Regions from separate parts of the Mus musculus genome. Here regions 1, 2 and 3 are each linked to region 4. Evidence: chromatin loops called from intact Hi-C (ENCODE). Cell type or tissue: left cerebral cortex. All regions are shown on one strand.

Evidence for each region. Hi-C counts contacts between places; a loop is a spot of excess contacts. Peaks named below come from ENCODE experiments on the same cell type or tissue, not always from the same donor. Only the 100,000 strongest peaks of a DNase experiment are listed, where the experiment ranks them.
Region 1: it touches region 4 in a loop (4-fold over the local background); 7 of 42 quality-filtered maps call a loop at or near these places.
Region 2: a loop joins it to region 4, with 2.7 times the contacts of the local background. A loop is called at or near these places in 2 of 42 quality-filtered maps.
Region 3: a loop joins it to region 4, with 2.3 times the contacts of the local background. A loop is called at or near these places in 9 of 42 quality-filtered maps.

The regions. Positions count from the first base shown.
Region 1 is chr8:64,934,512-64,942,511 of GRCm38, reverse strand. Gm32507 (a long non-coding RNA gene) reads right to left here and starts at 5,113. Exons shown (of 4, transcript XR_379050.2): 1 at 4,983-5,113; 2 at 4,432-4,557; 3 at 1-60. In left cerebral cortex, a CTCF peak has its summit at 903; DNase peaks (open chromatin) are centred at 898 and 4,439.
Region 2 is chr8:64,690,005-64,698,004 of GRCm38, reverse strand. Cpe (carboxypeptidase E) reads left to right here and starts at 4,896. Exons shown (of 9, transcript NM_013494.4): 1 at 4,896-5,362. The coding sequence starts at 5,056. In left cerebral cortex, a CTCF peak has its summit at 4,914; DNase peaks (open chromatin) are centred at 5,763, 6,219, 6,946, 7,450 and 1 more place; H3K4me3 peaks cover 3,522 bases; H3K27ac peaks cover 3,574 bases.
Region 3 is chr8:64,202,104-64,210,103 of GRCm38, reverse strand. Tll1 (tolloid-like) reads left to right here and starts at 4,096. Exons shown (of 21, transcript NM_009390.3): 1 at 4,096-4,889. The coding sequence starts at 4,721. In left cerebral cortex, CTCF peaks have their summits at 3,541 and 5,644; DNase peaks (open chromatin) are centred at 4,383, 4,869, 5,044, 5,683 and 6 more places; H3K4me3 peaks cover 2,736 bases; H3K27ac peaks cover 170 bases.
Region 4 is chr8:64,020,766-64,028,765 of GRCm38, reverse strand. It overlaps Tll1 (tolloid-like), which reads left to right. Exons shown (of 21, transcript NM_009390.3): 19 at 3,491-3,704. Among named protein-coding and RNA genes, the nearest start is that of Sgo2b, 73 kb to the right of the region's middle. In left cerebral cortex, a CTCF peak has its summit at 4,992 (motif pointing left); a DNase peak (open chromatin) is centred at 4,971.

The sequences.
Region 1 (8,000 bases), 910 kb before region 4:
TCCTGCATCCGTGTATAGCTCACATTTTGTTGTCTGCGCAGTTTCTCGACGCTGTAGCCCCTTCCCCAAATAGTTTATCAAAATATATTTGTTGTTTTACTTTTGTTGACACAGGGTCTCATGTAGGCCAGGTTGGACTCCAACTAAGTATGTGGCCAAGGATAGCATTGGCCTTCTGATCCTCCTGCCTCCACCTCACCAGTAAGTACTGGGACTGTAGGTGTGTGTCACCAACCCCCTCAGGCCCGCCCCACAAGTATTTCTTCCCTACAAAAGAAGAACTCTTTTCTTATCATATATTAATTGTATATAATAACGCTGCATTATGACATTTTTATGCACTAATGTACTGTGCTCTACCATACCCTCCCGTTAGCTCCCCCCCAACTTCTTATGTTCCCTTACTGTCCCCTCAACTTTTACTTTCATGGATGTGTGTGTGTGTGTGTGTGTACATGCCTGTGTGTATACGTTTCTGTTCTCTTTCCTCTTGTATTTAAAAAAAAAAAACATTATTTTTTATTTATTATGGTGGACGGGAGGGGTGAGGTGGAAGGGTCACGAGAGTATTACAGTGCACACGTGGAGATGAGAGGACAACCTCTAGAGTCCGTTATTTCCCTCCACTATTTGGGTTGCCAGATGGAACTCAGGCCATCTGCTCGGGACTAACTCCCAGGCTCTGTGAAGATACAATTTCTCCACCTCTTTACATCGCTCTCTACTGAGCGCTGCATCCCTACACCACACCAGTAGCTGCTTCCTAGATTCAAGCAATGGAGTCAGGGCAGGTCGTGATTTACACTGTGTGTTTTGGGGCACTGTGAATGATGTGGGAGATTAGAGGAGGTGACTGGCAACGTCGTAGACTTTAGTGGTGCAGTTCCTATGATCACCACTGAGTGGCGCTGTTCCCATGTTAGTCCGACAAAGATAACGCTGCTGTAGGCTATCAAATTTTCAGTTTCTGGCTAAGCCCTTACAATGATGGTCCTGATTCCTTTTAGTGGTATAGTTGAGAGGCTTTAAAAGTGACTTCTAAGAAAGCAAAGTGAGCTAGACTTTGAAAAGAACTTAGTGCCGCACTTGGTGATAGGACACTAATAGAGCCAAACGTCTAAAGACAGAATTCAATTAATTTTTCATCTTTTTGCTGGCGTGGAACTCACTATGCAGAGCAAGCTGGCCTCAAATTCGGATGATCCTTCTGCCAAGTGCTGGAATTGCAGCCTCACTACCATGCCCAAAGTTGTAATTTTAAAATGTAAGAGTTCCATGTGACAGAGTAATATATACTTAGAAACTGAGGCAGCTAGCGGCCAGTCGGGGTAATACAGTGAGATGGGCATCACGCTCCTTACATAAGGAGGAGACCCCTACTACCGGTGCCAATATCACCATGTTTAGGTCACCAAGGCCAGACTTTTGAGCCCCGCATTAGCAGTCACTGTAAGTCTTACAGTGAGGGGACAGACACAAGAAGCCAGGGTGAACAACCAAAATTAAGGAATATTTCAAACCTGTGGCTTTGAAAAACTACAGTGTAGATGACTTTGCTTTCCCTTTAATAAGACCAGGAAAAGAGAATTGATATTCATGGCATACATGCTAATATCAAGCGTTGATACAGTAATGGATATTACACTCAGCGAACAATGAAGGTTACTCCTGGGGGCTTCCTATGCAGAGAGATCTGCTCCCTGTCTGTGGCCAGAGCTCCAGCAAAATGTAAGCTCACGTGAGAACAACGTCCTAGGCTTTCCACCGCCTACGTGAAGGTGTGGTTTGACTGAGAATGCCCCATAGGCTCATATGTTTGATATCTAGACCAGCAGTTGGTGGAACTGTTAGGGAAGGATGGGGGTGTGGCCTTGTTGGAGGGGGTGTGTCACTGGGGCTGGCTTTGAGGTTTCGGAAGACTAGCACCATTCCCAGTGTGCTCTCTCTGTGCTTCCTGTTTGTGGATCTGGATGTGAGCTCTCAGGTTTCTCTCTCTCTCTCTCTCTCTCTCTCTCTCTCTCTCTCTCTCTCTCTCTCTGTGTGTGTGTGTGTGTGTGTGTGCGTGTGTGTAGGTCAGAGTACAACTTCCGCTACTATCATCAGAAACACTGTCCACCTCCCTTGACACAAGATCTGCCATTGCTTATGTATGCGAGTGGTTTTCTTCTCCAGGCACACTGTGTCCACAGAGACACCAGAAGAGATGCTTGAATCCCCGGGAACTGGAAACATGGCTGTTTGTGTACAACTATATAGATGTTGAGAACTAAACCCCAGCCTTCTGGAAAGCACGCTTAACCACTGATCTATCTCTCCAGCTATCTCTACTTTGCTTGTTTGAGACGGAAGCTCACTCTCCCAAGCTGGAAAAAAAACCTTTTTGTATGATGCACGCTTGCCTCTAACTTGTGTGGCTCCTCCGTCTGCAGCCTCCTAAGTGTTGGAATTACAGGTGTATACCATCAAACCAGGCAAAACAGAGCGAGCGAGCGAGCGAGCGAGAGAGAGAGAGAGAGAGAGAGAGAGAGAGAGAAATTCTCCCTACAGAGCCCTGGCTGTCCTGGAACTCACTGTACACACTGACCTTGAACCCACGGAGAGTTGCCTGCTGCCGCCTGAGCTCTGGGACTTTGGGCAAGCACCACTACACCCAGACACTTGCCATTTTATTGTATGCAGTGTACTTTGAACACAGGAAAGTGGGTGTTTCTGATGGAAGAAAAAGTTTTCATCTGAAATTTACTTTTTAAGACTTTTTAAATTTATGTGTATGTATACATGTGTATACATGCCTATGCCTTGTGTGTGCACAGGTGCCCACAGGGCAAAAGAGAGCATTTAGATGCCCTGGATCTGGAGTTATAGGCAGCTGTAAATTGCTCACTATGGACTGGGAGCTAAACTTGGCCCCTATGGAAGAGAAGAGGACATTCTCTTAGGCTCAGCAGAGCCTTCTTCTCAGCCCTTTCTGAAATTATTTTAAAATTGCAAGATTGAGACAACAGAATAAGGTTGCTACGTTGCCGAAGAGATGATTTTGCACATGCATTCTTTTTAAATTGTCTTCAATATTGCCTTTATAAAGAAATCTTAGATGACATTTTTATTAGATTTATTCATTTTATGTGTGAGTTGTTTGCCTGCACATGTGTGTGTGTTTGTGTGTGTGTGTATGTATATATATGTATATGCATGCACCATGTGTGTGCTTGGTACTCATGGATGTCAGAAAGGGCATTAGCTACCCTGGAGCTGGAGTCATCAGTAGTTGAATCACCCTGTGGGTACTGGGAATCAAACCCAGATCCTCTGAAAGTGCAGCAAGTACCCTGAACCTCTGACCAACTCCCAGCTCTACATAATTGACAATTTTAAGGCATGAATGGAAAGCAACAGAAAACAGGTTCACTTAAGGCTTTAAGTATTAGCCTCCCCCACCCCCATCTTTCTTCTCTTTTCTTTTTCTTTTTTTTTCTTTCTTTCTTTCCTTTTTTTTTTTCAGAAAAAAACAAAACAAAACAAAACAAAACAGGGTTTCTCTGTGTAGCCCTGGCTGTCCTGGCATTCACTCTGTAGACCAGACTGGCTTCGAACTCAGATATCTGCCTGCCTCTGCCTCCCAAGTGCTGGGATTAAAGGCGTGTGTCACCACTGCCTGGCCCATGGCAATCTTTCAACTGGATATACTCAAATAATTGCAAATTTTAGGGAGTTGCACAGTCTGCTCTAGGGGAAGAGATGCAGTGATTTTATATGTGAGCATCCCTACATAATAAACATGGAGGTATAGTATTGACGAACAGCCTCAAGCCTTCTTCAATCTGCTATAAGGCTAAGAAGGGAACCGGAGGCCTGGCTCAGCAGTTAAGAGCACTGGCTACTCTTACAGAGGACTTGGGTTTCATCCCCAGTGCCCACATAGCAGCTCACAAGCATCTGTAACTCCAATCCTAGGGATTCCAAACGTTCTCTGACCTTTGAGGACACCAGGCACACATACAGCACATGCATGCAGGCAAAAATATCCATATACATAAAATTTAAAAAAGAAATCCAAAAAATATCCATATACATAAAATAAAAAAAAAATAAATCCAGAAGTGGTTGTTGGGTCCCCTAGACCTGGATCCAGGAGCCAGTTGCAGGCAATTGCAATCTGCCCAATGTGGGTTCTGGGAGCCAAACTCCCATTCTCTGAACTGGCAGCAAACGCACTTAAGCAAGTTGTGAAGCTGGGCGTGGTGGCACACACCTTTGATCCCAGCACTCGGGAGACGGAGGCAGGCGGATTTCTGAGTTCGAGGCCAGCCTGGTCTACAAAGTGAGTTCCAGGACAGACAGGGCTACACAGAGAAACCCTGTCTCAAAAAAGAAGCAAGTTGTGCCTCCAGCCCCACCCTTAGCGTGCTAATGAGCTTCTCAAATACTTACCCCTCATAACTAGAGAACAGTGACAAGATGAATCGAAGCAAAGTTGTTTGAACTCCAGTATTATAAACACTCTCTCTTGCTTCATCTACTTATGAAATAACATTTAAGATTTTCTGTCATCTGTTTCTAAAAAAGGAAGGAAAGGGAAGTGATTTGCAAGTGTTTGAAATATGGTGTTTATATTTAGATTAGGATTGGATCTCACATTTCTGCAGTTTCTATGGTTTGAGGGGAAAGCTTTGGCTAGTTACTGTTGCTCCAACTGACAAAAAAAAAATTCAAGTTTCTACTACTTTTTAATATGTACACGTGTGCCTGAATGGGAATGTATATCACATACACACAGGAGCTCGGAGAGGTCAGAGGCCAGGTGCCCTACAACTGGAGCTACAGAAGATGGTGACTGCTTGCCGTGTGGGCACTGGTACTGAACACCAGTCCTCTGCAAGAGCACCAAGTGCGCGTCGCGTGTGAACCTTCTCCCCAGCCCCGTCCTTTCTACCCTTCTTTCCTGGGGATTCCTCCGCATCATCATCGGATAGAAAGCTTACCTTTGCTCCCTGGATCCTGACTTCACTGTAGCAGCGCTACAAGACCCGCTGCGGCGCCAGTGACGCCCTGTCTTCCGCAAACTTCCTTCTCCAAGACCTTTGCTCTAGCAGGAACATGAGCAACAGTCGCAATACTGGTGACTGGTCAGAGATGTGAATTCTGGGGCCCTGCTTCAGATCACTGGGGGTGGGGTTTTGTTGTGTTACAGTGTCTCACACAGCCACTGCTAGCTTTACACTCGCCACGTTGTTGAGACTGATTTGTTTTGTTTTGTTTTGTTTTGTTTTGTTTTGTTTTGTTTTGTTTTGTTTTTGAGACGGGGGTCTCTCTGTGTAGCCGTGACTCTCCTGGAACTCACTCTGTAGACCAGGCTGGCCTGGAACACAAAGATCTGCCTTCCTCTGCCTCTCACTTAGAGACATACAGCTCTCTCTTTTGGCCTGAGGTTGACTTTGAACTCCTACTCTTCCTGCAGATTCCGCCTTCAAGTGTGAGGTTACACCTGATCAGCACACCCAGGGGAGACTTGATTTGAGGCCCAACAACGTGCATTTCTCTATGCAATTCAGCACCTAGGTTGTGCTCCGAATGTTTAAGTTTTAGTACCTAAGAATCAATTAAGATGTGTTAATGAATTTGTTTAAAGAAAAAACTTTTTGTTTTATCTTTTTGCAAAAAGTTAAGTCGACCCACATTTAACATATAGTTTCAAAATACCTGGGAATAAAAAATGTATGAACTGTGCAATTATAAATACTCTTTTGTGGATGGATCATCTAGAGACTGCCATATCGGGGGATCCATCTCATAATCAGCTTCCAAACGCTGACACCATTGCACTCACTAGCAAGATTTTGCTGAAAGGACCCAGATATAGCTGTCTCTTGTGAGGCTATGCCAGGGCCTAGCAAACACAGAAGTGGATGCTCACAGTCAGCTATTAGATGGATCACACGGCCCCCAATGGAGAAGCTAGAGAAAGTACCCAAGGAGCTAAAGAGATCTGCAACCCTATAGGTGGAACAAAATTATGAACTAACCAGTCCCCCGGAGCTCTTGACTCTAGCTGCATATATATCAAAAGATGGCCGAGTCGGCCATCACTGGAAAGAGAGGCCCATTGGACACGAAAACTTTATATGCCCCAGTACAGGGGAACGCCAGGGCCAAAAAGTGGGAGTGGGTGGGTAGGGGAGTAGGGGGGAGGGTATGGGGGACTTTTGGGATAGCATTGGAAATGTAAATGAGGAAAATACCTAATAAAAAATATTAAAAAAAACAAAAACAAAAAATAAATAAATTCTCTTTTGTAAGAATCTGAAAATCGCTGAAGGGAGACCTCAGACTCAGTATGCAAAAACAAAGAGCGTTTATTCTGCAGAAACAACTAGTGTGCAGGGGTTAACCATCTTTTGAGATGGTGACTACTGACAAATGTGTGCAGGCACATAGGGAACTGGGGAAACTCTCTAGAGGGACTAGGAAATCTAAAATTTCATTGGTGGGTGCTATGGGGTCACAGGTGGTCAGTGGTCTGCATTCCTGTCATGAATGTTTAACCATAGGATAAGAGAGGGCTGCCCAGCACAAATGACCCGTTCTGAGATAAGATATTTCCCCATTTTTGTCGTTACCCCCAGGCTGTTCTTTAGGAGGGTGTTTATGATCTTGTTTTGGATTTTATAGTTGGTTCCTGGAGCTGGTGCCTTACGGCCGTTTTTTGGAAATCAGGCCTGTTCTTTAATGGAGACAAGTGGGGTTTATGGTGTCTTTTCACTTTCTGGTGAAAAGCAGAAAAGTTAAAAACTTTCTTTTTAAACAGCCATGAAGGCCTAAAAACTTGGAGCTAGTCCAGAGCCTAGCCAACACATAGGCCCTGTTGGCTCTAGTCACAAAATGTATAGAAAACCCATTTTCTACCCCATCTTTTGCTTTTCCCCTTTTCCAGGATGTTTATTCTTGTTACCAGGACTAGTTGTGTTTATTTGTTTGCTTGTTCTTTATTTTGTCATGTTGTCTCACAGCCCAGGCTGGCCTGGAGCTCCTGCCTTTGGCTCCCATGGGCTGAGATCACCGCCTGAGCCACATGCCAGATGCTCCTGGGTATTTCCATGGCTTTGTAAGCAATTTCTTTGTTTCAGTCTCAATTCTCATCTCAGTCTGTTTTCTATATATTAGTCAGAGTGATCTGTAAGAAGAAAAAAAATCAAATTATGATGTTCCTTTGTTCAGAATGCTCAAATGGCTTTGCCCTCACACTGAATAAAATCAGACTCTGTTCCGGGCCTTTCAGGTCATGAGACTTTCCATCACTTACTTTAGTCTGAGACGTTCTAGCTCCCCACCCACGGGATTCTTACAAAGGCATGATGGTCCTAGAGCATTCAGATAAGGCATTTAAGGTAAAGTACCTTAGAACTGACTACTGAGAAAGAAAGAAAAAACCCTGAGCTTCCATATTTCAGCTTCAAAAATGAGACTGCAGGGAGAGGGGAGTAACTCACCAAGCCCCCCTGCTTTTAGATTTTGAGGTTTCCCCCTCCCACAAGTACTCATACCAAGCCACACCCACAGTCATGCCCACCAAGTGGTACTAGGGTCCAAATTCAAGGCCTTGCTAGGTAAATACTTTGCCACTGAAGGATGTAAGAGGCTGTCTTACAGAGCGGTGGTGGTGCACGCCTTTAGTTCCAGCATTCAGGATACCCGAGTACCAGTGCATCTCTGAGTTTTAGGCCACCCTGCTCTATGGAGAGTTCCAGGACAGTCAAAGCTATAGACACCCTGTCTCAAAAACCAGCCTTTTATTGACCTTTATGAGATTTTTAGGTTAACATCCGGTGTCTCAGCAGGGCATCGTCGCACATCTGTGTCACTATACTTTGTCTTTGTTCTGTCTTCAACTGTCCCTCCAACTGAATCCCTTACCCCAGTTAGGTTTCCTTTTTGTAGCAGTGTCTTAGTGAGGTAATTCAAGCTAGCCTTGGACTTGGTACAGAATTCAGTCTGGTCTTGAA
Region 2 (8,000 bases), 670 kb before region 4:
GTCCCCAGCACACAGCTGGACAGATGTAGAGCTACGTGCTCACAGAACTTCTGCAGGATAGATAAATAGTAAACAGGCAAGAAGAGAATAAAAGCTGCACACATAGAAAGAAATAGTTTCTGTACTTGATGAGAATAGATGGGAGGCTGAAAGTAGGGGTTGTGAGAATTTAAATGTGTGACAACAGACATCTAGAGGTGACATCACAAAGCAACACTGTCACTTTCAACTTCCTGTTTGTACAGATATTTTAAAATAGGGTCTGCGGGTTGAATTTAACTATGGGTATGCAAATGCATTAAAAACTTGGCATGCGAGATATTTTAGAATTCTACAGCCACGATGAAAAAGTGCATATGTGTAGCTACAGAGGACTAATGCCTGCCCTAGAAGAATGGATGCAGCTGACCCACGTGTAAAATAACCCAGAAATTATTTTATAAACACAGATGAAATGTTAATTTCTTTGGGTCAATGCCTTAGTCTACGTTTTGTGTTATCTCTCAGGTTTGTGGGAAATTATTTCAAACAGAAACCTTCCAGGACCATAGGAGTTTGGATTTGAAATAGACCTTAGCAAATGTTAACACATGCATCCTTATTTCTTCGAGCTTGTGTTGTGGTTGGAAGAGAAATGCCTCCGTAGTCTCAAGCCTTTGGACACTTGGTCCCCAGGAGGTGGCTCTGTCTGGGAGGGCTATGGAACCTTTGGGAAGTAGAACCTTGCCAGGGGACGTATGGCAGTGTGAGGGAGGTTTGAAAGCTCATAGTTTTGCCTCTCTTCTGGTTTTCTTTCTGCTTCTTGCATGTGGACGAACATGTGATGTCTCAGCTCCCTGCTCTGACCACCTCAGCTATCTGCAGTGTGCCTCCTCTGCTATGACGGACTCTCACTGTGGAACAGTAAGGTGGAATAAACTTTCTTCTGTAAATCTTTTCTGGACATACTATTGCATTACAGTAACAAGAAAATGAAATAATACAACATATTTGGCAGTCAAATATTAAAATTAGAAACCTCTGCCCTGCCTTGTTTGTATTTGACAGGGTCTCATGTAACCCAGGTTGGTTTCAAACTTGTTATAATATAGACTAGGCTGTAGCTCCCAGTTCTCCTGCCTTCACTCTTAAGTGCTGGAGTTACAGGCACTTGCTACCATACTTGGTTGGTTTCCTGGTTAAAATGAAGAACATTTAAAAAATTCTTTTAAAAAAAGACTTAAAAATTTTTTTATGTGTGTGTCTGCTATGTGGGTGCAAGTGCCCAAGGTAGGCAGGAGAGAATGTCACATTCCCTGGAGCTGAAGTGATAAGTGATCATATGCTGCTTGACATAGATGCTGGGAAACAAACTCAAGTCCTCTGGAGGAATAGGAAACACCCTTACCCTCTGTGCCAACTCTCCAGCCCCCCAAACCAGGAATGACTATTCTTAATGCCTGAAACCCACCCCAGACTCTGTGAATCATGAAAGCTTGAAAATACCTGTGTATAAAACATATTTTATTAATTTTCTGACATTTTCAAATAATGATTTAAGATTATTATTGTTATTATTGTTGTTGTTATTATTGTATACCTGTCCTGCCTACATGTATGTCTGTACATCATGTACCTGTCTGGTACTGGCAGAGACCAGAAGAGATCTCCTTAGACTATTCTTACAGACAATTGTGAGCAAGCCTGTGGATGCTAGGCATTGACCTGGGTTCTCTGGAAGAGCAACACGCCCTTAACTGGTGAACTAATGGTCCAGGTTCTCTTATACTCAAATACTAGAGGATGGATAGTCGAACCAACTTTTTTTCCTTTTACAGGTTAGGGCCGCAAACATCTAAGATGTCAAAGAACTTTTCAAGTAATAGTACATAGCTAGTATAATCCAACGTTTTTTCCTTTAAAGTAAAAAACAAAATAGAAAGTACCTCATGACCCTTAAAGGTGACATTTTAAAAGAATAGTCAGCCATGGAACAAGTTAGGACTTCAATGAGAGAGTATTGTTTGTGTGTGCAGTTACTAGTCAATATGCCCCAACCCAGCCACAAATTAGTGAGGTTGACTTAAATTACTAACATGAAATTCTTAACTCTATATTTTTGAAGTCATTGGTTTTAGCCGCTCTGTTTTCTTTTCTCTGGTTTCCCAAGGTTACTCTTTTGGAAATGCTTTTAGAAACCTAATTGTAACTCTGGATTCAGACTTCTGAACTAAGTAATCAAACACAGGCTGGTTAGAGTGGAAAGCATTGGGGTTTTTTTGTTGGTGTTTTTCATAAAGCTCTGTCTACTTTAAGGAGGAAGTTGGATGATGGCTGCCTCCCACCCCCCAAAAAAACCCCACCCCTCCCCAAATCTGTGGTAGCTTGTTAAAGCAGCACCTAACTATATTACAAGCTAGCACTTGGGAGGTTTGAGATAAGAGATCAGGAGTTACAGAGACAAAGTTTGGAGTTGAGACAAAAGGATGGACCATCTAGAGACTGCCATACCCGGGGATCCATCCCATAATCAGCCTCCAAACGCTGACACCATTGCATACACCAGTAAGATTTTGCTGAAAGGACCCTGATATAGCTGTCTCTTGTGAGGCTATGCCAGTGCCTGGCAAACAGAAGTGGATGCTCACAGTCAGCTATTGGATGGAACACAGGGCCCCCAAAGGAGGAGCTAGAGAAAGTACTCAAGAAGCTAAAGGGGCCTGCAACACTATAGGTGGAAAAACAATATAAACTAACCAGTGCCCTCAGAGCTTGTGTCTCTAGCTGCATATGTAGCAGAAGATGGCCTAGTCGGCCATCATTGGGAAGAGAGGCCCCTTGGTATTGCAAACTTTATATGCCCCAGTACAGAGGAACACCAGGGCCAAGAAGTGGAAGTGGGTGGGTAGGGAAGTGGGGGGAAGGGTATGGGGGACTTTTGGGATAGCATTTGAAGTGTAAATGAAGAAAATACCTAATAAAAATATATTTAAAAAAAGAGACCAGGAGTTCAAGGCTAGTCTCAGATACATAGTGAGTTTGACGTCAGCCGAGGCTACATGAGACCCTGTCTTAAGAAAAGCATCTGTGCTGCTGTGGGAGATGTAGACACACTGATTCCAGGCTAACCTCTCTGCCAGCACCTTGGCAGCCTGTCTATTTATACACCTTGATTTACTTGCTTGAGGGAGAGTCACACTATTTAGCTCAGGCTTGCCTCAAGTTCAAGATCTTCCTGCTTCAGGTGCTTGAATGCTGGGACTACAGGTGTGTACTACCATGACTTGATTTGTGCTCCTTTAAAATTGTATTTAGATGTGTGTATGTCCCCCCCAATTATTACTGTATATGTAGGGTGTCCAAGGAGGCCAGATATCAGATCCCTTGGAGCTGGAGATGCAGACAGCTGTGATCCTCTGGTTCTGAGTGTTGGAATTGAACTCAGGTACTCTGCAAGAGTATTATGTGTTCTTTACTGTGAAGCCATTTCTCCAGCCCCCGAGACAGTAATACTTATTTTATTTGTGAAATTCTCAAGATGAGCTGGATGCCTACAGTTGCTCCCCTTTTTGGTCTACGTTTGTTCCTGAATGTGTGACAGACAATTTTTGCCTGCCTTCTTCACTCAGTGCTGGTAACATTCTGTGCCTTAGTTATAGCACTCTGGTTGGTTAGGATTTCTCAGGGGTGGGAATGGGGTGGGTGAGGTGTGGGCGGCCATGTCTGTCACAGGTCAGCTTTCGGAGACAGGGGGACTTCTGAGAGCCACAGAGGCCATATGACGACCTGTTGTCTTGCTAATATCACTTTCTAAGCAGCTGGACTCCCTTTGTCCTCTAGCTGCTCCTGAGACCAAGGAGTCAGTAGGAGAAGGCACTTCCACTGTTTCAAACTTCAGTTAAAACAACAACAACAACAACAAACCAACAACAAACCTAATGAAACTATTATAGACCTGGATTCCTTTCCTTTCCAGGTGACAGATTTATTCAGGACAGGGTATTATTAGACAGCAGAGAAAGAGGCATCCGAGGGAAAATGTCCCTCATGAAACATTCCCCAGCTGGTCTTCATTCAGTCTTTCTTTTTGGTGGTCATACTCAATGATCACGTGTTCAGATCCGTGCTGATGTTACACCCAAATGGCAACCTTTGTAGAGTAACATCTGCTGCAGATGTTGCTCCAAAAACACAAGCCCTGCCCAAGGGTGCTCATTTAAGCCCATGATTTTATCCGTTTGCAGTCACTTTGTGAAAGGGATGACAATATATATCATTTGTCTGTATCGGATTTTTCTCTATTTCAGGATTGAATCAGAATGCCAAACGAAATCCTTTGTCTAATTCATGAGCAGAGTCTTTTTTTTTTTTTCCAGGATATCACAGAAGATGAGTGGTATAGGTCCTGCTTGTAAAGGACACCGTCTTATCCCATTTCTTTTTTTTTTTTCCCCCTAGAAAGGTTTTGGAGTGTGTCTGAATACAATTAAATGCAGGATCTGTAAATTGGTAGAAAGCACCTTTAAATCAAAACACAGTGTTCTGGCTTCTAGCCAGACCTTGCTGTAGATGAAATCGCATCCCTTAAGTTTCCACTATTGCAGTGATGTCCAGGCAAGCAGCGGGTTGTTTCTTACCCCCACCCCGCATTCTGATGCATCTAGGTGGAAATCAAAAGGCCCTGTTAACAACCCAAGAATGTGTTTTCTACAAGGATGATCTTGGGTCGTGGTTCCCTCTCATTAACAATAGCCTTCCTAAGTCAAGGTCTTAGCTGTCATTCCACCTGCGTGGTCCCTGGCGCCATTTGGCTTTTGACGTGGGTCTGAACCAAGAAATAAACCCAACATCCCTGGCGGCTGCTTCGCCTGTGCCTAGCCTCCTGGCTCCCGCTCCCCGGGGCGGGTAGTGCAGCGCGCAGAGCCGTCGCGTCGCCGCTGTCCTCTGGGTGGCCCCAGAGCGCACCGTTCATTGAGCGGTGGAAGGTGAGGCGAGAGGAGGCTGGTGCTGAGCTCGCCAACTCCACCCGGGCCCGGGCAGACAAAAGAGGCCGGCAGTGCAGCTCGCGGGGACGCGATGGCCGGGCGCGGAGGACGGGTGCTGCTGGCGCTGTGTGCCGCGCTGGTGGCCGGCGGGTGGCTGCTGACGGCTGAAGCCCAGGAGCCCGGGGCGCCAGCGGCTGGCATGAGGCGCCGCCGGCGGCTCCAGCAAGAGGACGGCATCTCCTTCGAGTACCACCGCTATCCAGAGCTGCGCGAGGCGCTGGTGTCCGTATGGCTGCAGTGCACCGCCATCAGCAGAATCTACACAGTGGGGCGCAGCTTCGAGGGCCGGGAGCTCCTGGTCATCGAGCTGTCTGACAACCCCGGGGTCCATGAGCCGGGTAAGTGCTCTGCCCGCTGCAGGGGCTCCGGGGACGGGAAGAAGGAGAGGTGGGCCCCAAGTTGCTTCCCGGTGGAGGATGCCTGGATGGAAGGTGGAAAGTGGGAAGGAAACGAGCACCAGCCTCTCCCTATCGTTCGCATCTCCGACCCGTTTTTTTTTGTTTTTTTGTTTTTTTTTTTTTTTTTTTTGTGAACATAGGCTAGAGGGGGGCTGGAGGCACGGGGACAGGAATAACAGGCAAGCAAATCCCAGAGCTGAGTCCCCGGTGCTCACCGTCACAGATGGGTCAAACTCTAAACAGAATAAAATTGTGAGTTCTCAGGAAGGCAAACACCTTCCCCTCAGACACGAGTGAAAAATAAGGTGCAGAAGGAGAGGAGCCAGGAAGGAGGTCTCAGAGGAGCCAGGAAAGAGGCTTTTATCATTTGAGAATTTCCAAAGGACCAGCTTATTGGGTGCTGCAGCTCTTCCTACCTTCCTCTGTGTTTGTGTGAGCGTTAGGTGCACTCTCTGGGGATGCTGGCGAATTTTAAAAAGGATATTGATGATCTAGATGTCGTGTGGTGTGCATATATGTAGATCTTCCTACCAGGATAGAAAAAGATGGTTTCTAACAGGCATACAGATTCTGAAACCATGCATGGCCTTACTAAGGGAAAACAACAGTACCCCCCCACCCCCACCCCTCCCCGCGTGCTTTAACCACTCTGAGATGACTAGTTCACGATTGATCACGTTTTATCTCCTGCAGTCATCTTGTTAGGCATTTTCCGTCAGAGTATGTTCAAGCACGTTTTGATTTGTATTAAAGGCTTAGTATTAAAAAGATATTTTAAGCAATGTTTTGGGATCTTTTTTGGGTTATGTTTATGCTCTTCAGAAAGAATTTGGTCCTGGCCTTTCTGTTGGTAATGAAGGCCTGGTTAAAGCGCCGGAATCAGTATGGAATGCTTTTGATTTCTCGAGGAAAACACAAAAGCCAGGCTAAAAATTCTCAGTGCAGGACAGGAGAAGTCTCCCTTCCTTCATCTCTCCCCGCCCCCTCCCCTTTTTTTCCTCCCTGGGTTTCTAGTTCATTAGATTGGCCTTGAATTTGTAGTCCAGGCTGGCCTCGAACTCCTGATCACTCAGCTTCTGAATCATCAAGTTGGGACTATGGATGTTTCCCACCATTCCCGACTTTTTCCTCTCTCCATTATTATTATTATTATTATTATTATTATTATTATTATTATTATTATTGTTATTGTTGTTGTTGTGATAGGATGCAATCCAGGAAGGCTGAGTAAGCCTCTGTCACTGAGCCCCGCATTCATTTGCCTGCATAGTTTTCCCAGTGGTACATAAGACGGAGAATGGATTAAATAAATGCTAATAGAGAAACTTTGATCTTAGAACATGGAGTGTATGGGTTAAGTCCTCGGAAAACATTTCTTGCCCATGACTAAGGTAAATGACAGGGTGGGAATGAATTTGCTAACGGCTTGGTATTAGGGTGAAAACCTTAAGACATTCATAAAGAGTTCCAGCAGGGCTCATCCTGGAAAGCGGAAACGATGGTTAGTGTTTGTACAGTCATTGGAAAATAAGGAGACAATGCTTACATGGACACTCACTTCCAGCCAAGCCACACAACAAGCTGGCCACTCCTGACAGTCCAGCTTGTATGATTCTGATGCTCAATCTCAGCCCTTTGTTCTGCTTGCTAGTAGAGTCTTCCTGTGGGCTTGTTGAATTATTTAAAGAAATTATGTGAAAGCCATGGTTTAACGTTATGTTGTCTTGTTTCAAACGTAAAGATAAATTGATATTATTGCAAGAATATGACGTGTTCTGAAAATGAAAACAAATTTTGGTTGAATATCTGGAGCACGGATCTGCAAATCTGGTTGAAAAAAATGATCACTTTTTAGAAAGTCCTTCAAAGTCCTTTTCGGGTGAGCAGATAAGAAGGCATATCTGTGTCTCTTCCGTGGTAGAAATGGGTACATTCAATGTTATTCCTTTGGCCATTTTGAAATCCTACACCTTCAAGATGAGCCAGCTTCTATGACTTATACACAGGTTGCTCCGGTGAATGGGAAATCTGGCACAAAGGTTATGGGACAGGAAGTGTCTGTGCCAACTCATGGAAAAGAATCCTAGGGACTCATAGATCAGGGACATTGACGAGTGCCGCCCCACAGGGGGCAGAAAATGCACAAATTCTGGAAATTTACAAACTCTAATGTTGCTCAGACCCCTTATGAAGCAGACTACCTACCTTAAGTAATTTCATCGCAGAAGTACCTTCGGGATTTGTTTGTAAAACCTTTATTATTTATTTATCCATGCATGCATGTGCTTCCGTGTATGCACATCATGGTGTGTGAAAGTCAAAGGTCAACTTTCAGAAGCTGGCTCTTTCTTCCACCCTGCAGGTCCTTGAAATAAAAGCCAGGCTGTCAGAGTTGGTACCTTTACGCACAGGCTCTGATGTAACACTCTGGATTCTGCTTTAAATTCACTGATTGAAAATTTCCATGAGACTTTTTTTTATATTCATTTTATTTTATTTTTTTTTTAGCATGAATAAAGAGTCAAGTTTGTTTTCCTAGCCTAGGTAATTTTTTTATGAACATCTGCCCAAATGCTGT
Region 3 (8,000 bases), 180 kb before region 4:
AGTGTTATCTAAGAGTAATTATCTTGATGCTTCTTCAGAGTATGCTGGTTCCATTCCAGGCAGCCCTGGGGAATGCCTCCAGTTCCAGGGGATCTGACTCTCTCTTCTGGTTTTCACATGGCACACAGACATACATGAAGCACAACATTCCTACACACAAATTGAAAAAATAAGGTTTTGAAGTCATAGTTTTCAGGTTTTCTTTTTTTTTTCAGGTTTTCTTTTTTTTTTTTTTTTTTTTTTTTTTTTTTAGTATTATAATAGAAAATGTAGAGGTTGGATTTCGCAGAGGTTCAGAGTCCACAGGAAAGTATTTTACCAAAGTATATAAAATTTCATCCAGAAGAATAAGGCTAATAATGTAAATGCTAATAACAAATGCTAATAACATAAAGCATCCCTCTAAAGCTTGAAGCTACATAAAATTGCCAATATTGGCTGTCTTTGACCCCCAGCAATGACAGCTTCCTAGGATTGTATATTTATAGAATTCCCTAGCTACAATCTAAAGTGTTTAAAAACAAAACAAAACACAAACAAAAAACAAACAAAATGAAACTCAGCTGAGAGGGTGGGAAGGAAACCCGCATTTCACTCTACAATAAAGTTTGAAAAATGTGTTTATTTAGTTTTCCAGACATGTATTTTATAGGAACGACATGTTCCATTTTCTTATTTTAAATGATATTATTCTTTTGTGCATCACTTTTTCACAGGACACACGAAGGGAGCATATTCACATGTTACTTAATGTCATAGGAAAGCTCTTGACTAATTGGCTGGATTATAAAACAGACTTATCTGGTTTAGCAGTCTCTACACATACATTATAATTTAACTACTATGGTAGCAAAGAAAATATCATGATTTGCTATGAAGTTTGTCCTTTTTCTGGTGTCACAGTTTGCTCCTTTCATGAGGGGCTGAGTGTCATTGCAGGTACTGCCATGGTGGTCAAGGACAGCCACCAGCTGGATGCCAGGGCCGTGTCAGCAGGTTTTCCTGAAGAAATCAATTTCTCTTTTCCATCTTCCTGAAGAGATTGAATTCAGATACTGCACATGTCTACAGCCACGCTCAGATTCAACTTCTTAACCACAGTTCTATTTTTCCAAATTGATCTTTTTACATGTTCAGGACAAAAATCTGCCCTCAACTATAGAAAAAAAAAAAAAGACTTTTAAACCCAGATGATTTTATACAAATAGAGCTAAGTCTAAGATTTAAAATCTGAGAACCAGGGCTGGGATGGTTTTTCAGTGAGTAAAAGCATTTTTCCATGTACATGTGACAACCTGAGTTTAATCCCCAAACCCATATTAAGCTGGATGCTGATATACATCTCTTATTCAGCATTCCTAAAGCAGGGAAGGAGGCAGAGACAGGAGAATTTAGAAAACATGTGGGCCAGGGAAGGCAGGAATTGAGTAGTAGAGGGGACTGTCCACAAGGTGGGTAGCCAGACCTGGAAGGCAAGAATCAACTCCAGGAAGGTGTTCCCTTGCTTACCCACACACAACACACACACACACACACACACACACACACACACACACACAGACACACACACACACACACAGATACACACACACACAGACACACACACACACATACACACACACATACACACACACACATACACAGACACACACAGACACAGACATACACACACATACACACACAACACACACAGACACACACACACATACACACACACAGACATACGTACACATACACACACAACACACAACACACACACACACACACACACACACACACACACACAAAGTAAATAAGTAAAAACTTAAAAACTTGAAGCTCTTGGGGTTATGAGGCCCAGAATGTTGTGATGCATACAAATACTCATGGCAAGCATTTTAACCATAAATAAACATTTCTCTACCTTAAATCTGATGCTCTAGTATGGTAGTCACCAATTCTCTGGATATAAATATATTACACTTTTATTCTTTAATGTATTTCATTTTTTGAAAGAGGGTCACATGCATTGCAGGCTGGCTTTACACTACTTATGTCCTTGAGGATGGCCTTGAACTCTCTGTCCTCCACTAAAGTGTAAATTTGTTTTAGGTGGTCATGAGAAGCCATTCGGGGGATTGTACATGCTAAGCAAGCTCTCTATTAACTATGTCCCTAGTTCAAACTTATAAACATTTTCAACTGGGCAGTGACAGATCTGTAAGGAAGGTCTAGCAGACATCACTGTCTATTCATAATAAGGCAGCTGTCCCCATATGGTACCATTTTCTTTCCCAATAAATGATAAAACATGTCCATCCCTACCCAGGATGTGCGCTCTAGGTACAGATTCTTGAAAAATCATATAAGAAAATCATCTTAGATGCTGAGAGTCTTAGACGTTTCCTGGCATTTAGTGGGTCCAGGGTAAGAAATGCAGACACAGTCAGCAGTTCAAGAGCAGAGATCTTCTAAAGAAAAATTGCATTTCTCATTCTGAACTGGGCTATATGTAGGATGCACTTTTGCTTAGCCCTGCAGGAGCAACACCAGCATTAATTATACAAACAGCTTTTCTGTTTGGGTTGATCATGACTCAGCAAGAAATTTCGAAAGCAGTGTCTTTACCTCCTTAGCAAGCTTTTTTTTTTTTTTTTTCTGTTTTTTCTTTTATGTTTTATCTATTTAAACCCGCGGTCTGGGTCTGCTCTGTATGTCAGGATTAGATGTTTAAGATCTACAGGCAGAGGTCATCATTGTAGTGGTCATCAAGAAACTCCAACTTTGCCAAGCGAGAAACAATCACCTCCAGTCTACCTCCTACCCTTTTCCTTCAAGTAGAAAACAGTATGTTGTCCAGATTATCTGCTTGCTTTTCTGCAGCAAGTATAGAGTAGTCGCATCTCCAAGCCAAAGGTGGTTTTTTCCTATCCTAAGAGAGACAGATAGGCAAAGACAGACAGACAGACAGACAGACAGACAGACAGACAGACAGAGGATTCCGATATTCATGGCTCCCTGGCTCCTTACTTTTGCCTAAATGGCTACTTGGAATAGAGATGGGTTCCTCTAATAAAGATACAAAGGCACCAGAAGACAGTCCCTGCTAAAGTGACAGTAAAAGATATTGTTAGAAAAGGAAAGCTCTCAGCTCTCTGGGCTCCCGGAAGCTTGGGGGTGGGGGAAGTCGTCTCACCTATTTTGGAAACTACTTACAGATGTGGGGAAACCTCGGAATTGCTCACACCAGGGGCTTTTTTGCAGAGATTTCCTCTGATTTTTTTTTCCCTTCCCCAATTTCCCACAACCTGTGTTTGTCTTGAGTCTGCTAGGCTGAGGAGTGGTTTACCTCTCTGATCCAGCTGCCGGCTCTTACACCCTGTCCTAGGGAGGAAATCAAACAAGTGAAGCCGAAGGGTACTAGGAGGCGCTGGGCATGGGCGCCAGAACTGTCAGAAAATTTGCGAGGCGAGTATTCCAACTTCCCTTCCTGCGCCCACGTGAGCCCTAGCTCCAGCCCATCAGCGAGGGCTTAGCGTTTCCTGCTGGTGCGATCTGGAACTCGATTTTTTTTAAAAAAAATTAATTTCTCTAGTTCTTAGTAAAACTTTGTTGGTTAGGAGACTGCCTTTGCACAGATGCCTGTTTTCTTACCCAAACAGAGAAAGGTCAGATACTTTTCCTTCCACTCTTGAGGTAGGAAGGTTAAACAGCAGCAAGGGAAAGAAACACACATCGCCTATTTATCTGGGGGTGGGGTGGGGGCAAGATAGAGAGATTTGCAGCGAAGTTGTCACGATCCCTCGCGCCACCCCCGGTCTGGCGCTCTGCACTGACACGTACCTCATCTATTAATTGCTGTTCGTGGACGCAAATGCGGAATGCATTCGGTTTTTTATCTTTAGTAAAATAGAAATGGAAATGTCAGCGCGCTCGTGTCTGTTTGTTTGTATAAGGCTATCAAACGAAGTCAGAGAGGAGGCTGTGGCCCGGATCCTGACCCTGATTGTATGAATAAGTAAGCAGGATGCGAGTGATTGGGTTAGATGCTGCGAAGATTTTTTTTTTTTTCAAGTTAGGAAGAGGGTAAAAAGACAGCCTAGAGGGGGGGAAAGAGGCACTCCAAATCCTCACACCCCTTTGCTCTCCGGGCAGTCGGGAGCTTCCCTAGCTTCGGCAGGCTTTTAAGGTCTGGCGGCGTAGAAATGCCTATCCCCCACCCCCTTCCTCGGTCTCCCCTTTCAGTTCAGATGTGCTGATGTGCAGACCGGATTCATCTTCCCCGAGCAGCGGCGGTGGCAGCGGCGGGCGCAGGCGGCTGCAGCTCGCTCTCGGCCGCGGGGTCCTGACAGCGGCGGGGGCGCGGCGCGGGAGCCGGAGCTCCGGTGGCAGCTGAGCCCGCCGTGCGCCTCTCGCCGCGGCCGGTCGTGATCGCGGGAAGTTCGACCGCTGGAAGGACGACCTAGACCGAGCCGGGTTGGCTGCGGCTGCCCTGCGCCGAGCTCCTCACCTGCCTTCCGCCCACCCGCGGGCCCCCGGCCAAGTTCCCCAGCATCCGGGGGAGACAGGGAGACATTTGCCCTCTCTAGCGTCCTGAAGACATCCGCATGTCTCCGGACACCTGAACATTCAGGTCTTTCCGAGGAGCTTCCCAGTCGGGATAAGAACACTGTCCCTAGAGCCCCGCATATCCACGCGGCCCTCCGGGTCTGGTCCCCTCCTTTTCCTCTAGGGGAGGAGGATGGGTTTGCAAGCGCTCTCCCCGAGGATGCTCCTGTGGTTGGTGGTCTCGGGTATTGTTTTCTCCCGGGTGCTGTGGGTCTGCGCTGGCCTCGATTATGATTACACTTTTGATGGGAACGAAGAGGACAAAACGGAGCCTATAGATTACAAGGACCCGTGCAAAGCTGGTAAGTGCCTGTCTAAGTTGGGACTGTGGTGCGCTGCTGGGGACCAAGACGTTGGAATCTCCTTCAAGAGGCAATGAGAGCTCACCTGTTTCCTTCTCTCCTGCTCAGCCCCTCCATCGTTGCCCCTCCTCTCTCCCTCTCCTTTTTCCTCCCGGCTCTCCACCCTGCGCGGCGGCCCAAGTTCCCTGGAGTTCTGTGCTAGTAGGATCAGATGCCAAGCACTGGTCCCCCATCGCTTAAGGCAAACGTCCCGTCCTGTAGTTTCTGATCCCTCCCCCATCCCCTGTGAAATTAAACAAGTCATAAACACAGCTGGCTTCTGTGGGTTTTAAATGCCAGCACGCAGCGGGTTCAATGCACCAGGAAGGGACAAGACCTCCGCTGTTCCAGGACGAGGTTTCCCAGAGTTTGTTCATATCCGAGTAGGCAGAGTTTTCCAAAAGGTGGGTGGAGATGGCATCTCTGCCTCTGGACACTCCTTGTTTTACCAAGAGTTTAAGTGTGAGTTCCAGACCAGAAGGGTGTTGTGACAACCTTAAAAGAACTCAGTTGTAGATAAGATCCCAGTTATTTTTCTCCCATTTAAAACTAAATCTAATAATATTTATACCAAGTTGCTACCCCATTCAAATTTGTGTCTTCCTGGAAGTACTCTCCGGAGCTGCAGAGGCACTGACACTCCCTGAAGCCCGCGGGCTCACCCCGCCGGGCCGGGAACACCAGAGAGTAGCTCTCTGCTTCCACGAGCCGGCGCCACCACGCGTCCCTCCTCTGCACCGCCCAAAGCTTTTGCCCGCCTGTGGTAGGAGCCCCACTCACGGTTCTCGGGAACCACGTGAGGGCAGTGTCCTAGGGGACCCAACACTGGCTGAAGCATTAGGGAGGGTTTTGGGGATTCCCTGTCCTAAATTCGGTTGGACTGTGGCTGAGGCAATCTCAGTTCAGCCCGGACTCAACTAACTTTGGGAAGGTTGCTGTGACAGGCCCAAATAACAGTGTCCTTGAGAAACTGAAGGCAGGCACGATCTGGTCTGTTCCATCAAGAGGTGTGAATTCCAGACTAGGTGGCAGAGAAAGGGTGGGCCAAATAGCCAATAGGTCTAAGTGTATCCAGATTCCAAGACTGGTTAGATCTGTGGCTGCTTTTATTCCCCTTCCCTAGGTAAGGCAACCCTTCCTGGGCATGAAGGAGACCTGTGCTCAAGTGAAGGAAAAACCTGCACATTCCCTAGATAAGTTTTACCTTTGATGACATATTCCCTCTTGTTATCAAAACACAATTTCACCATGTTCCCAGGACTTCTTTAACTGATTGCATCTCTTCTGGCTATAGTGGTGACTAGAATGCAACTTTTGGTAGGTGGAGTATTTGTAGTAATGCTGCAACAAAGGATATGCGAATCTCCGGTTTGTCTTAAGGTATGCGCGAGGTCCCAGATTTATAATGTTGTAAAAGGAACTGTCCATTTTGATGTTCTTTCCTGTGAAAGATTCAATCAGCAAAGAAGAAGACCAAGGTGAGGTGTCCCTACTGTGAGTTCAAGCATATGCAAACCCTGGGTGTTTATTTTTCTTTGCAAATAAACACCCAAAGAAAAGAAAAGAAAAGACAACTTGAATAATATTGACTCTTTCTTTCCCCTTCAGTATAGCATTATTTTTGAATAAAAATAGAAAATAATAACTTAGAATTATTATTGTTTTTCTTACCTATCTTTGAGGAGTCGTATGTCTTTGAGCATGTGTCTATTTGTATCTGTTGAGAAGGGAAGAATGGCCAGTGTAGTAGGCTAAGATGTATGAAGATGCAGGGGTCTCTTTCCAAGTGTTCTCCCCCACCTTTACCATACTGAGATGAAAGGTTTTAATTTATCACTCTGGCTACAGAGTGATAAAATCTTATTATCTCTTTTATTAGTACTATGCAAGACAAATGAAAGTTAAAATAACATGAAAAATGTGAGCACACCAAAATCCCAAGCAAGAGTCAAAAGAAGGTTTCTGAAATAACATACATACACACACACACACACACACACACACACACACACACACACACACACACACACAGAGAGAGAGAGAGAGAGAGAGAGAGAGAGAGAGAGAGAGAGAGAGAGAGCACATTTGGGAAATACAGCCATACAAAAGTAGAAAAGCAAGACGTTTGGTATGTCTTTGTGCTGTAGTGGATTCCAGGGCCTGGTCCAGGACTGAGAAATAAGTCCTTTCTGAAGTTCACTAAGAAACATTCTGATATACCCTGCTTGTTTGTACACAGTGGCTTGATGGTATATGACAAACAGCTTTAATGATTTTGAAACTTAGCTGAGTCCATTGTTCTAGCTAGGTTCATGACATTCCAGTGTGCTGGAGCTTGTCAATCAATCTTCCCACTGCACAGACAGGAAAACAGAGCCCCAGTGACTTTATGAGGTTACCCCAGAACGCCATTCCTGCTGCATTTTAAATTTTTTTCTTTCTGACATTTTATTTGAAACATAAAGAAACAAACAACAAACACAAATCTAAGAAATCAGCCCAAGTCTTCTTGTAATCCTGACTGATTTGGAGGAAATTACTTTGATATCAGAAGTTAATTTCATTTACTTTAAATCTAAATCCTGGATGTCAGAGATTAAAAGTATTATTTACTGAGTCATACTGCCAGATCCACTCTTAAGAATCTAGTTCATACTCAACAAGAGGCTGTTCATAGTTTCATCTACAAAATTCTATTCCAAATAAGATAACAACAAAAACCCATGCTATCCAAGGAAAATTATTCTCAGCAATAATTTGTTAAAAATTGTTTCATCCTTAGTATATTTATGAAGTTGAGTGTAGTTATTTATCTGTAAGAGTTCTGACTTCAAGTCTGGAAAACTGTAAGAGAGAGAGAAATCCTGTAATCATTTAGTTGAGTTGATTGAGACATTTCTAGTATAAATGAAAATACGTGGTTTAGTATACCATGACTTCAAGTGTGTTCACAGATGAAATCTGCGGGGATGGAAGGGGTATTTCCTTCTGAGAATGAATTTGCACAGAGATGCAGACAGAATAACACTAAGGAATACCTGCCCGACCTCTTGACTGCTTTATAAGGGGAGG
Region 4 (8,000 bases):
TAAATGTTTGGACAATAATATTTTCATGCCATTACAGTTAACCTTTCTTGGGGATTTAATGTGTCATATGTCTAGTGAATTTTTAGTTTCAATTTAGTGAGATATACATACAACATTTCTACAGAGGTCAAGTGAGATTTTTTTCATTAATGTTTTTACTTATTCACTTTACATTCCAATATCAGCTCCTTTCATTGCAGTGCCCCTCACAGAGCTACCCCATTCCCCCTTCCCTTCTCCTCTGAGAACGGGATCCCCTCGCCCCCCCCCCCCCATATCACCCTACCCTGGCATATCAAGTCACTGTATGACTAGGTACACCCTCTCCCACTGAGGCAAGATAAGGTGGTCCAATTAGGGGAATAGGAACCACAGGCAGGTAAAAGATTCAGGATCAGCCTCCAGCCAGTTGTAAGAAGACTTGCATGAAGACTAAGCTGCACTTGCGCTACATATGTGCAGGGAGCCTAGGTTCAGCCCGTGCCTGCTCTTTGGTGATTCAGTCTCTGGGAGCCCTCAAAGGGGCCAGGTTAGTTGACTCTATTAGTCTTCCTGTGGTGTCCCTATCTTTTTCAGGTCCTCAATCCCCCCCCCAACACTTCTACAAGATTCCCTAGTTCCATCTAATGTTTGGCTGTGGGTCTCTGCATCTCCTTGTATAGGCTGTTGTGTAGAGTTCTCAGAGGACAGTTATGCTAGACTCCTGTCTGCAAGCATAACAGTATCATTAATGTCAGAGATTGATTCTTGCCCATGGGATGAGTCTTAGTTTGCACCAGTCATTGGTTGTCTATGCCCTCTGCCTCAAGCAGGATATTTTTTTTTCTGTTTCTTTTTTTTTAATTAGGTATTTATTTCATTTACATTTCCAATGCTATCCCAAAATTACTCCACATGCTCCCCCACCCACTCCCACTTCTTGACCCTGACGTTCCCCTGTACTGAGGCATATAAAGTTTGCACGACCAATGGGCCTCTCTTTCCACTGATGGCTGACTAGGCCATCTTCTGATACATATGCAGCTAGATACATGAGCTCCAGGGTACTGGTTAGTTCATATTGTTGTTCCACCTATAAGGTTGCAGATCCCCCCCAGCTCCTTGGGTACTTTCTCTAGCTCCTCCATTGGGGGCCCTGTGATCCATCCAATAGCTGACTGTGAGCATCCACTTCTGTGTTTGCTAGGCCCCGGCATAGTCTCACAAGAGACAGCTATATCTGGGTCCTTTCAGCAAAATCTTGCTGGTGTATGCAATGGTGTCAGCGTTTGGAAGCTGATTATGGGATGAATTCCTGGATATGGCTGTCTCTAGATGGTCCATCCTTTTGTCTCAGTTCCAAACTTTGTCTCTGTAACTCCTTCTATGGGTGTTTTGTTCCCAATTCTAAGAAGGGCAAAGTGTCCACACTTATATTTTTAAGTGGTACAAAGAACAGCAAAACATGGCAAAGTTGCCAAGGTGCCTTAGTGTAAGAATAGCATTTACCAGAAAAAATAAATTTATAATATACTACCATAACATAATGTTTATTTTAGTGTTTTAGAATACTATGGTTTGTAAGATCAACTAAAATTATATACAGTCAAAATTCTCCTTTATTGGCCTACAATGGTTATAACATTTATATTGCCTGAAAACATTCAATCTGTTATGCTGATTCTAGCCAATAGTATGTGTATATGTAAACAAATGTGTACGTGTGTGAAATGATGGGGAGGAAAATAAGAGGAAATTCAGAAGGACTGAATGCAGGCAATGGATGTGAGTCATGAAAAACAATTTGAAACTAATGATCATTCTAGCTCTAATTCTGCCATGGTAGTTTTGTTTGTTAGTTTTGATGGTGGCTAAGTGTATATACAGCTTCAATTCTGAAAATGTAAGATTTAATGTGTAGCTCCACAGCTCCCATTCTGAATGCCCCTTCTCATTGTATACAAGTTTTTCTCTGGCCTATAGACCTTGCATTTGCTTATTTTTAGACTGTAATTTTAAAGATTTATTTGCAAGATTATTTTCTAAGTCTATAAAATTAAAAAATAATTATACTGATTGAATATATTGTAATACCATGCTTAGTCATTTCATATGAAGCAGCTTTCCATACTTTAAAAAAATACCAGAGGTAATGAATTTATAAAGAGAAAAGGGTTATCTTGGCCCATAATTACTGAAGTATGAGTCCATGGCTGTATTATTTGGCTTGTGACAGAGAACTTCATGGTGGGAGTTCAAGATTCAAGGGAATAATCTTCACCCCCTGGGCAGGAAGAACACATGAGAGGCTGAAAGAATTGGCGTGTCTTTAATGACCTAAAGGCCTCCCTGTGAACTGTTGCTTCTGGAATCTGCACAACTGCACAGTTTGGTCTCTCTGAGCTCAAACCTTAAACAAGCAGCCTTTGAAGGCTACCTGATCTCTGGATGGCATAACGGCTACACTGACTCCTTGTGTTTATCTTTATGCTTTTACAGGAGGTCAACACCATGTGACTTTTTTTTTTTAATAATTTATTTTGTATTAGACCTTTTCTTTAATACATTTCAAATGCTATCCCGAAAGTTCCCTATACCCTCGCTCGGCCCTGCTCCCCTACCCACCCACTCCCACTTCTTGGCCCTGGAATTCCCCTGTACTGGGGCATATAAAGTTTGCAATATCAAGGGGCCTCTCTTTCCAGTGTTGGCCTATTAAGCCATCTTCTGCTACATATGCAGCTAGAGATATGAGCTCGGGGGGGGGGGTACTGGTTAGTTCATATTGTTGTTCCAACTATAGGGTTGCAGACCCCTTCAGCTCCTTGGTTGCTTTCTCTAGTTTCTCCATTGGGGGCCCTGTGATCCATCTTAGAGATGACTGTGAGCATCCACTTCTGTAATTGCCAGGCACTGGCATAGCCTCATAAGAGACAGCTATAACAGGGTCCCTTCAGCAAAATCTTTCTCACATATGCAATAGTGTCTGGGTTTGGTGGCTGATTATGGGATGGATCCCCAGGTGGGGTAGTCTCTAGATAGTCCATCCTTTCGTCTTAGCTCCAAACTTTGTCTCTGCAATTCCTTTCATGGGTATTTTGTTCCCCATTCTAAGGAGGAATGAAGTATGTACCCATTGGTCTTCCCTCTTCTTGATTTTCTTGTGTTTTGCAAATTGTATCTTGGGTGTTCTATATTTCTGGGCTAATATCCACTTATCATTGAGAGCATATCTAATGACTTCTTTTGTGATTGGGTTACCTCACTAAGGATGATATCCTCCAGATACATTCATCTCTGGATGGCTTAACGGCTACACTGACTCCTTGTGTTTATCTTTATGCTTTTACAGGAGGTCAACACCATGTGACTTTCATAAGCCTTCAATTATGTGCTCCTTGGCTTAATTCCTATGTTTACTGTGAACAAATTTTATTGATAGTTGATTTGTCCCCTAGAGAATATTTTCAATGATTTGTTGCTAGAAAATAGTTTCCTTCTTCTTAAATAGGCCTTCAATGAGTTTGAGGTTGAACAACATCAAGAATGTGCTTATGATCACTTGGAAATTTTTGATGGAGAAACGGAGAAGTCACCAATACTTGGCCGACTATGTGGCAGCAAGATACCAGATCCCCTCATGGCTACTGGGAATGAAATGTTTATTCGGTTTATTTCTGATGCCTCTGTTCAAAGAAAAGGCTTTCAAGCTACACATTCCACAGGTCAGCAAATTATGTTTTTCTTCTAAGAAAACGCTTTTTAAAAATTAATCTTTAAATTAGCGTATAAACTAAAGGTTCCATGATTATAACTATGTGTGTGTATGTGTGTACATAGATATGTACTTATGCATGTGTGTGTGTGTGTATGCACTTAGCACTGTACTTTCCTCTCTTTGTAACTCTTTGTGTTGGGTATGTAGATGTGCCTTATTAATAGAATTTCCTCAAGCTACACTTCTACTGCTGTGATGTAATGTCTTGACAACAAGCAACATTGGGTGAAAGAACATTGGCTCACAGTCCCATGTTGCAATCCATCATTACTGGGACATCAACGCAGGGACTTGAACAGCTCGTTACATTCCTACTCCAGAACAGAGAGAAGAAGTGAATTTATTACATGCTGATTCATGCACGCCTCCTTTAGAGCTAGGCAGGCCAGGATCCCCTGTCTAGAGGGTAGGGCAAACACACTGAGCTGCATTTCCCCACATCAATTAATGTAAATTAAATATCCCCCACAGACAGATCCAGGTCCAACCTGATCTAGACCCCCCCGCCATTGAGACTGTATTTCAGGTGATTCTACATTGTGACAGGCTGCCAATTAAAAGTAAATATCACAGCTGGCAAAATATCACTCAAATATGTTATATGGAATGTTTGGAAGATATTCCGGCTACTTTGATACTTTTGCAGAAGTTGAGGATTCATGGAAGAAATATAAAGCAACAAATTAATAATAATAATAATAATAACAACAATAATAACAATAAATCAGTTAGATTTCCTATCAGTGTAACCTGAGGATGTAGAAACATTTCTAAATATTTGTATAATTAATCTTATATCTAACATTACTAGTTTCAGAGACAAGTTACCTTTTACAGATAGGAAGCTATACCTTGCTATTAAAAACCTTTATTTCATCTACTAGGCTGCCTCTTTTTTAAGCTAGCTTTTGTCTTAATACATATTTTGTAAAGGGTTTGGGGGTTTATTCTTTGTTCAATGGATTGTTATTTCCCTTAACTTGATTTTGATATGTAACATGATCTTCTCCCTAATCCTGATTTTTTGCTATTATGTAAAAGTTTATTTAAGAAAACTATAAATATGTAAAGGTAAAATAAGTAAGGTGAAATTATTTATACCATGGGCCAGTTTAAACACATGGTCTGTAAAATACGTTAAGAAATATTCTCTTTTCCTTTCAGATTTTAGGGGAAAAAGGTAATCATAGATATTTGTAAAAGTGATTGAGCTAATAGTGACACCTCGTGGCCATACTGAAGTATTATACAGAGCAATGTAAGAGTAATGCGTAATACAGAACAATGTACTACATATGCAAAGTAATTTAATACAATATTTGTCATATTTTCTTGACAATTGTTTTGGTTTTCTTTAATTTTCTTTTAGAAATCTATACGTGTTAACTATTTTATTGAAAGTATTTTTCTCTCTCTGTTTTTATTTTACGGCATAATTGATTTACAATTAACTCTGAGAAAGTAGGAATTGTGGTAGCTATTATTACTAGACTGAGACTATATACTATTATTTAACTATTAATTATTAGACTAGTAACATTAATGTTAGTTGATTATTTCTTTTAACAGTTGTTTAGAAAAATTAAACTACAGACATTTCCTATTAATTTTCTAGACAATTGGCATTTTAGGTAAAATCCTGTTAATTTGGCAGGTACTTAAGCTGTGGAAAAATTGGTGTCCCATTACACCTTCAGAATTTTTCTGATAGTCCAAAGTTGGTGGTTTTAAAATACATACATGCACATATACACACATACACACATGCATACCCACACAGGCATGCACACACACATAAGCACATACACATATTCACATACATACACCCACACACAAATGAATACACACACTACACACACATGCACACACATACACACACGCACACACATCCACACACATATTCACACACATACACACACACAAATGAATACACACATGCTCACATGCATTCACACACATGCACACACATGCACACACATGCGCACACATGTGCACACACATGAACACATACACTTGCACACGTACACATGCCTACACATATAAATTCGCACACACATGAAACACACACTCACACATATGCATGCACACATGCATACACACATACACACGCACACATACATGCACACACAAATAGTCTGGAGGTTATTGACAGCTGTAAAGCCCACGGCCCTTCTAGAATAGTTTGTGACTTCTACTCTTGTACTCTAGTACTTGTTGCTCATCATGAAAACAATTTACATCAATTCGCTCAAACTGATGATCAGCTGCATCATCTCCATTTTTCAAATGAAGAAACTGAAATTGTAGATGGCTAATTAATTTGCAAATGTTTGCAACCCAGTATGTAATCATGGATTTACTCCAATTTTGACCACCTCCAAACCTAATGTATCCCTCTATAGAACGTTCTATCCATTTAAAACTGTAGAATTAAGACAGAAATGAATACAAATGTCATCACTCCTTGAAGCAGTAGGTAAGGACTACTTGTTGTTTAAATTACATAAATGAAATGGCATGCTTGTTTTAGTTATTATCTATTCAAGTATCACAGTAACTAACCTCAATCAAGTGTTAAAGCAAACATAGAAATTGGGTATTATTCATTTGGTTCTGTTACTTTAAATATGAGGACTCTGAAGCTGAAACTTAAATATCAACCAAAGTGCCATAAATATCAGTGACAAAAGCCACTAGGATCCCAGCTTCCTCACTCTAGGTTTTTTTTCTGATTTATATTTCTGCTATTCTTTGCATGTTTGCCTTTCCAGTTATTTATTTATTTATTATTTACTTATTTATTTATGTTGGCTTTTAAATGAATTATCTTGAAACTTTCTGTGTGGATTTATTTTTCTGTGCTGTTGCAAAATATCACCTTGCATAAAGTAGTCTGCATTTCATCTGCTGGATACATCTCCTTAAACAACATTCTTTCTATTAAGTTTAGTTGTTATATAACTTCCGATCAAAATTTTGTTTTGGCATTTGCTCAGACAGTATGATGGGTTAGTATTCTTTGGGGAAAAACAAGCCAGGGATTTATGGGAAAAATACAATGAAAATTCCCATAAGTTAAGAGCTCACAGTGTAAGGTAAACTAAAATCCAAGCTGGGATCACATCTGTTAACTTCATCACATGTGTAAAACACTTTTATATTGCTTACCTCCTTCTAGAACAAATGCAATAGGTTTGTGGCCTCAATATATATCTTAATTTAACTAAGCGAATTTATTTTTCTATACACAATGTTAACTTTGGTTCCAAAAGAATTTAAAACTGCCAATTGCAATGTTATTGATATGTAGTTTGTTTGTTTTGTTTTGTGCTTTGTACAAAGTGCTGCTATCCATACAGTGGATGTGGATGTTGTGAGTAAGAGAACTTTGTTTCTCTCTGACAGTTAGTTAAAATGCAAGTTCAATTTAATTTAATCCAGTAGTTGAAAGAAACAAAATGTGCAAAAATGTATATTCTGTAAGATATTATGATGTCAAAGAAGAAGAAGGAAGAGGAGAAGGAGGAGGAGAAGGAGGAGGAAGAGGAGGAAGAGAAGGAAGAGAAGGAGGAGAAGGAGGAGGAGGAGGAAGAGAAGGAGGAGGAGAAGGAGGAAGAGAAGGAAGAGAAGGAGAAAGGGAGGGGAGGAGGAGGGGGAGAGAGGGAAAGGGAGAGAGGAGAAAGACATATTTAATCTGTGGATTTGCCTATCTGCATGATTTTTCTCAAGTATTAAAGATTTCATGGTTTGTCGGTGACATTTAAGACTCCAAGACTATGCTATCATGTCCTTTACAGAGAAAGATGTTCACGTGGAGGTCAATTGAATTAGAATGGACTAGTAAAAGCACTTATAGGTCAAATTACCAGATGCCTTCTGGAATCTTATACTACCAGGAAACAATCAAATATGTCTTTGCAAATTAATATGATATCTACTACATAGTTTCTCTTCCTGAGTCGATTTTCAATTTCTCAGACATGTGGATGTGGCTTTGGCTTATGAAGCACTGTTAAGCTATTGATTTAGAGTAGTATTGCTAACATCTTCAAGACTGGTTTTATATATTTTGGCTTGATATCTAAATTCAGACATTTATTGACTATATTTTGACTATATAACTTATCTTTTCTGGGAAAGTGTCTAATACTATTTTGGTTTGAGTTTGAAGAACCAGGAGAAGTCAAAAGTCAGTGAGATGCCTCACAATATATATTACTTTATGATGGATCGCTCTCAGGGC